3 separate regions of the Homo sapiens genome follow, and all the other regions are linked to region 3. Evidence: chromatin loops called from intact Hi-C (ENCODE). Cell type or tissue: endothelial cell of umbilical vein. All regions are shown on one strand.

The links. A loop is a pair of places that touch in the nucleus more often than their neighbours do. Peaks named below come from ENCODE experiments on the same cell type or tissue, not always from the same donor. Only the 100,000 strongest peaks of a DNase experiment are listed, where the experiment ranks them.
Region 1: a loop joins it to region 3, with 11 times the contacts of the local background. A loop is called at or near these places in 42 of 110 quality-filtered maps.
Region 2: a loop joins it to region 3, with 5 times the contacts of the local background. A loop is called at or near these places in 10 of 110 quality-filtered maps.

What each region holds. Positions count from the first base shown.
Region 1 is chr1:99,480,221-99,482,720 of GRCh38, reverse strand. It overlaps LINC01708 (long intergenic non-protein coding RNA 1708), which reads left to right. Exons shown (of 3, transcript NR_125951.2): 2 at 2,484-2,500. Among named protein-coding and RNA genes, the nearest start is that of LINC01708, 6.3 kb to the left of the region's middle. In endothelial cell of umbilical vein, a CTCF peak has its summit at 1,136 (motif pointing right); a DNase peak (open chromatin) is centred at 1,170.
Region 2 is chr1:98,990,360-98,992,859 of GRCh38, reverse strand. All of the region lies in intron 1 of PLPPR5 (phospholipid phosphatase related 5), which reads left to right. Among named protein-coding and RNA genes, the nearest start is that of PLPPR5-AS1, 13 kb to the left of the region's middle. In endothelial cell of umbilical vein, CTCF peaks have their summits at 1,319 and 1,520 (motif pointing left); a DNase peak (open chromatin) is centred at 1,059.
Region 3 is chr1:99,706,368-99,708,867 of GRCh38, reverse strand. It overlaps FRRS1 (ferric chelate reductase 1), which reads left to right. Exons shown (of 17, transcript NM_001361041.2): 17 at 1-2,500. Among named protein-coding and RNA genes, the nearest start is that of FRRS1, 59 kb to the left of the region's middle. In endothelial cell of umbilical vein, a CTCF peak has its summit at 1,106 (motif pointing right); a DNase peak (open chromatin) is centred at 1,177.

The DNA of each region.
Region 1 (2,500 bases), 230 kb after region 3:
TAAAGTCGTATATTATTTGGTGTTCTCTTATCCTCATTTAAGATTTTATTTAAAAATATTTAAAATATATTTCTAAAATACAGACTATATTGCCCGACTCTTTGAAAGCTTTCAGTAGTTCCCTATTACTCCTAAAGACCTAAATTCATTATATGACCTAGATGGTTGTGCAAGCTTTGGCTTCTGAACACCTTTCCATGCTCCTGGGACACCTTTCTCCCTCTCTGGGCTCCAGGCACTGACTGTAAGGCCCTGGAATGTGCTCTGCCACTGTTTTGCCCAGAGCTTTGTTTGTATACCTTCTAGTGCACCCCTCCTCCTGCCTATCCCAGCACGCTGTGCCTCTTTTTCCCTCTTGCTTTTCTTCCTTGATTAAAAATAGACTTTATTTTTTAGAGCAGCTTTAGGTTCACAGCATAATTGAGCAGAAACTACAGACAATTCCCATATATTCACAGCCTCTCTCACTCTTTCCTTCATTTTAGCCTCCCACACTAGATCTATTTCTTTTATTAGCTCTAATAAATAAATATATTAATATTTAATATTATTAATAGAATAATAAATATATATAAGAGAACCATATTCTCTTCCTTCACACATTACCTTGAGATTGTAATTTTTTATTGTGATTATCTGTAGCTTGTCTTCTTTTCCTCATAAAGCATAGAATCCATGAGGTCAAGGACTGTACTGACTTTTTTTTCCCTGAGATCTAATCAAGTGCCCATCATATAGAAGGTCTTCAATACACATTCATCATTGTGGTTGAATAACATATGTCATATAATCCTACACAGTTTCTGGGTAAAACATATCTCTATATAATTACCACTACAACACTTTGAAGATCTAAAATAAAAATTAACCATAATTTTGCTGTTTGTTTCTGTCTCAGGCTAATTTAGCATTTCACATTTATAACTATTCTGGTCCAGTAGCTCCTAAAATTTAACCACAGATATTTTATTAAGTATACACATACTGATGGAAGTAAAATTATTCTGTTCTGTGTTAAATGTAATAATTTACTTCTATTTTTACTCTTTCTTATGTCTGTTTTCAAACCTGAAGTGTTTGATTTCCTTCTGCAAAAATTTGCTTATCTTACCTGAGAGGCACATACCACCACAAGGGGGCAGAGATAGACAAATATTCAGTTCTTTGGACTGCATTCTCTATCCTGAGACTATTCTTTGACAGAATACATTTGAGCCATTATTTTTTCCATGAGTCTCTTTTTTCATTTGCCTTTCAATTTGAAATCTATAAGTACTATTATCCTCTTCATACAGTGTATACCTTTTAAAAGATGAAGAGACCTCCACTATATAAATTGTAGGCATTATATAACTTAACTCTTTAGTACATTAAGTAATTTTAGTTATAAGAATGCTATGTTAGATGTTGCAGTAAATTGTTCACTGGTAATTTCATAGCTAGTTTCTACTGTCTTATCTTTAGCCTACACACACATACACACATGTACACACACATATACATAGATACGTTGGTGGGGGAAAAAAGAGATTTTATTTTATTTTTGCATAATCATTCAGGGAATATTTAGGCATTTATGTCATAGAAACTAGAAATTAAACATTTGGAAAGAACAGGATTTTTTAGTATAGTTTTATTATTCTATCCTTTGTGCACTAAATATATATTCATCTTTACTTTGAGTAAGAAAAACACATGCTGAGCTATATGTATCTATCTTAACATAGTTCTCATAAACAGCTTGGGTAGGACTTTATGTCAGCAATCTAATTACATAACTCACCTTGTTTTATTGGTTATTCTGAAATTTAGTTCTCTGTAAATATAGAGCCCATCCAATTTAGAGTTGAATTTTAAGAATGTTAACTTTAACGATAATGAGATAATTTATGTGTGAACAGATGCCTTGGTTAGAAGGAAGTTTAGAGGAGAAAGAGAGCTTTTTATTATAGAAAAACCAATAGCAGAAAGAATGTGACTTTGATTCAGATTGGGAATCACCAAAGATTGGTAACCACATGAGAATTTCACAGACAAATCATCTAAACTTGATGCCGGGCATTCAAGGTCATCCATAGTCTGGGCCCACACATCCTCGCTGGCCCTTTTCTCATATCTCTACCCATCCTGCATTCCATTCACCTGGACCACTTGCCTTTTGGGGAACAAGTCATACTTTTCCATGTTTCTATGTCTTGGCCCTTGCCTGCTTTCCTAATCTGGAATTACACCTCTCCACGTCACCTCCGAGTTTTCCCCCAGGTAATGCAAATAACTGAGCATATTTGTCATACTCTAATTTATTGAGCTCATGGAAAGATATTGCTAATAGACCACAATATTTTCTCCAGTCTCACTAAATGTAGCCTCAGTGTCCTTCTCAGTACAGCTTCTCAGAATAATTCAGATACCTATACCAATTAATTACTGATAGTTTATGAGATATTTGCCATCTTGCTGACTTAGCCCAAATTTGTGTCTAGATAAGTAAGACCAGGAT
Region 2 (2,500 bases), 720 kb after region 3:
CCTACAGATGTTAAGGCCATCTGCAATGAATCTTTCTTTATGGCAGTATTAATTGGAAGATAGATGAAGAGTATGTGACTACTATGAGAGTTTTTTTCTGAGTGACTATACTGTTGTCCCAAAAGATTTTACTGAATATTGTATTTATAGTTAAATACTGTGATAGTGAAGAGGTAGCAAAAGACAGGGAAAAAGAGCATTTAACACCCATGTCATTTGGCTTGATATGATGCTTTTTTGTTTCTAACATCAAATCTTTTCAGACAAAAAGTAACACTACATTTGAAACTTGCTACAAGTGGATATAACCAAAATCTACCCATTTTTGATGCACAGATTTTGAATTCTTACAGTGTGATTTTCACATAGCATAATATAACAGTATAAGTAACATATAGAATATCTATTGCACCTGAGACATAGTCATTAGTTTGGCAACTGCTTAGAGGCAGAAGAGATATTCAGTGGTATAAATTTAAGAGAAAAGCATAGACATTTATATATTTATATTTTGAACTCATATTTATTTTTGAAGGGACACAATCTGTTCTTAGGAGTACTCTCAAAATAATAGCAAACATAATAGCAGGACTGGTTCAGTCCTGGTACCATTTCCTGGGAAGCACCAGTGACTTGAGAAAGTAGTTCTATGAGCTACTGTACTTGATGTTGTTTTCTGTGTTCTTAATTTGGATTTATTTAAACACTTTCCATCCTTTAATTTAGACAGCTCCAATACTATCTCTTTCATAACTCTTTCCTTAATGCTTCTACTCAACAGTAATCCATCTTTTCTATAAACTCCTGTATTTTTCCCTTATCTTATATATTCTGCATAAGATAAAAGGGTACCTGTGGGTATGGGATGGATTGCTGGAGAGAAAGCAAGACAAATGAAATGAACAGTGACTCACTGGCCTGACAGGCAGGCAAGTACGTGTTCCTCCTTGCTCTGCTGCTTACTAGCTATAAGCCCTTGAGAAAGTCTAGTCCTTTTTTTTGGGCCTCTGTATCATTAGCTATCTGGTTAGCAAAGGTTTGAACTCCAACTGGGACAGGATACTGACTCATTGCTTCCCCAGGCAGCTGTTTCTATGTAAAAATCAAGTCTGACTATTGGGATGCTCCGCCTTCCAGTGAAATAAAGTCTGTCTTTCTGAATCTCCTCACTGACCTCAACTCAACCTTTTGAAGTTATTTGGAACAACTTAGGTGGTTTCATAGTGTTTGAAGTTACTTTTCAGTTCTCTGACTGTTCTTTTCTTGAACTGAGAATCTTTAACTTCATATAACATGGACATGAGCCCTTTCTACTATTCTGGCTGCCCATATCTGACTGTACACAAGATGTCTTATGTTCTTAACTGTTGTCACCACTACTGAATGATGTATTTTGAGTGTACCTTGCAAATGGAGTAGAAAGTGTACTTATTTTGCAAATGGAGTAGAAAATGGAGTAGAAAGTGTACCTATTTTGCATGCTATTTTTTTTTCTCAATGCATTAGACTTGGGGCGGGTGTAACGACACCTTGTGGTCAATTTGTTTCATCCTTAGAGTAGATTCATCTTTTTTTTTTTTCAAATAGGCAAAACACAGTATGGTGACACTGTCCTGCTTCATGAACACAGTAAATGTTGCTGAGAGATCATGGCATTTTCTCTCCTGCTGAGACTAAGCTGGGCTTCTAAACCTTAAGAGAACACTCCAGGAAACTTCATCTAATTGGGTTTACTGTCTTGGAATCAGATGATTATTAAAATGCTTCCAATTGTATGTAGTATATATGATGTAGTATACTACATGGTTGTGCATTATAGTTAATTACATACACACATATTTTGGCTGTCAAAAGATTATAAATTCCTATAGACTAGCATATTTGTCTTGCGTATTTTTGCTTCTTGCTCACCACATCCTGACTACCATAATGCCTTTAAAATGGTAGATATAAATAACGCTAATATTTGTGTATTTAAAAAAATAAAATTAATAGAAATTAAAATTAGTTTAGACACTCTTGTTTCTTTAAGACTGTTAATAATTTCCTGGGCACTTGAATGAAAGAAAATTTTTATGAGAAAATATATTTAGGCGTACTGCCCATCCATAGAGGCCTAGGTTATAAAGTCCAAATTATTTTTCCAAAACTCAAGTCTTTAGTTTTACTTTATTTCCTAATCATCACTGATTTCTAATATTTTCTTCATGTATATTCATTTCATTTTTTGTTTAATCAAAGCTGTATAAGACAGTCCAAAATAAATCTCACTTACTTCAAATGGAGAATATTTCACACACTCATCATTTTGTTTTAAAAATCTTTAACATAGTCACATTTTGCCTCTGTAATTACTATTTCACATTCCTATATCTTTAATAGTACATAGCACATATATTCATAACTTTAAATTTTCACTACTTAAGCATTTATATAGTATGGTATGTGCTTTTTCTTTTTTTGTTTTTTGTTTTGTTTTGTTTTATTTTGGGATGAGCCT
Region 3 (2,500 bases):
AACATTCAAGAGGGTCATATAGACTATAAATTAATGTCATGCCCTATATGTAATTCTGGGTCTTAAAGGAAAGATTGTACTTCAGGAGAAGTAACTCTCAAATATTTCATGCCAAGATTTTAAGAATGTTGGTATTTAAGAAAATAAATAGTGATTTGGAAAATCACAACAGATGTCACTAGGATAATAAAGAGATATATTACGATATATATATATATATATATATATATATATATATATATTTTTTTTTTTTTTTTTTTTTTTTTTTTTGAGACAGAGTCTTGCTCTGTCGCCCAGGCTGGAGTGCAGTGGTGCAATCTCGGCTCACTGCAAGCTCTGCCTCCTGGGTTCACACCATTCTCCTGCCTCAGCCTCCTGAGTAGCTGGGACTACAGGTGCCCGCCACCATGCCGGGCTAATTTTTTTTATATTTTTAGTAGAGACAGGGTTTCACCATTCACAGGATGGTCTCGATCTCCTGACCTTGTGATCTGCCTGCCTCAGCTTCCCAAAGTGCTGGGATTACAGGCGTGAGCCACCACGCCCAGCCTATGGTAAATATATTTTGAACTACAAAGGTGCTGTGGTACTTTAAAGAAAAACTATTTTTACTAGTTTATCTGAATGGTCTGTGGACTTTATTTAGAAACTGTTTTTCAGTTTAGTTTTTTGGACATATCCTTTGCTCAGTGTATTTTGTTACTTCTCTAGTAAAGGTAGAAGTGAAGCAGATGCCATTGTAGGTTTTACCAGCATTTAAATATATTATGAATTGCTTAGCAATGAAATGCAAGTATGCATCTTTTACTTAAAGATACTATTTATGTATTCAGCTACAGAGATGAAATAGCATTTTATGTGTTAATTGTTTTGGCTATAAAATTTAAGTCCTTACAGCATTTGGGGATTATACACTTGGATTTCAAAATTGATAAAACCCTTGTGAACATATCTAATAGATATTCTGTTTACTTGTAGAAATAATATAATGTGTCTGGTTCTGTTTTGTTAGACATTTTTTATGTTCTACTGAATCAGAATAGTCAGTGTTATATTCCTTATTTCAAGAATTCATCTATTTTATGGCTACATCTCATATGTGCTATGAGGACTTCTAGCCAGTGGGTGGCGCTGTAATACCGAAGTACTGCACTGCTTTGTTCCTGTTTCCTTGTGCTGATTCCTTTCTAGTATTTAGGTAACATTACCGGATGGCATTTCCCTTAAATTCCACCAACTCTTAATCTTTATTTTAAAAATGGCTACTTTTTTTGGGTGGTTGGGGTAAGGGTTAAAACCTTAAATTAGTAACCGCTGTTTATTTTCCAGTTTATTTGTTTTCTGTGATTATTTATAATAATTGATATTTGTTTTTACAAGTCCCCTGACCCTGTAATAATGAATGCAGCTATCTTAGGCAAAGCAAATAAATAAACTGGGCATTTTTAAAATAAAAAATTTAGGAAGTCATACTTTATTTCTTTAGGTATTCTTTCTGATTATGTTATAGTTTCTGCTTGGCCCGAGAACCTAATTTCTATATGGTGTGAATAATAGCCTCAGCTATGTAGCCTACATCTTTATTTTATTAATATTTTTCAAAAATTTTCTCATTATTTCTTTTTTATATTTTTATTTTTTGAATTTACTTAACCAACTTTCTACTAATAGCCTACATCTTTTACTGGGTAAAATAATGTGGAAGTTTAGTTTTTGTTCCTTTTATAGGTGTTTATCATAAGTGGCTTAGGGCTTAGATATGAACTTTCTGTGTTCATATTCTATATGTGCCATGCTACTTATAATCTAAATTTTCCTTTTGAAGGTCTTTATTAAAAAAATTTAGTATAGCAAATTAAGTGTGTACTAAAGTTATTTTCCTCCAGTTTTCTATACTAAGGAGCTTAAATGTTAATAAATTTCTCTTAAGTTATATTCTACATCTGACAAAGAAAAATTCTCTCTTTTTTTTTTTTGTGACAAAGTCTCACTCTGTTGTCTAGGCTGGAGTGCAGTGGTGCAATGTTGGCTCACTGCAGCCTCCACCTCCTGGGTTCAAGCGAGTCTTGTCTCAGTCTCCTGAATAGCTGGGACTACAGGTGTGCACCACCAGTCTCGGCTAATTTTTATATTTTTAGTAGAGACGGGGGTTTCACATTTTGGCCAGGCTGGTCCCAAACTCCTGGTCTAAAGTAATCCACCCGCCTCAGCCTCCCAAAGTGCTGGGATTACAGGCACGAGCCACTGTGCCCAGCTGAAAATTCTTTTAAGGGAAAGATGAGTCTTGATGTGTTTGGTCTTCAAATATGTGGGCTTGCTATATTTCGAGTGTTGAGGCTAAGATATTTTAACTTTTTCTTTTTCAGTGCTTCATATGTTGGCACTATTTTGGTCTTTGCCAACTTACATACAGAGTTCCCCGAATAAGCCTTTGCATTTAATCTTTTTTTTTTTTTTTTGAGACAGGGTCTTACTCTGTTGCCCAGGCTGGAGTGCAGTG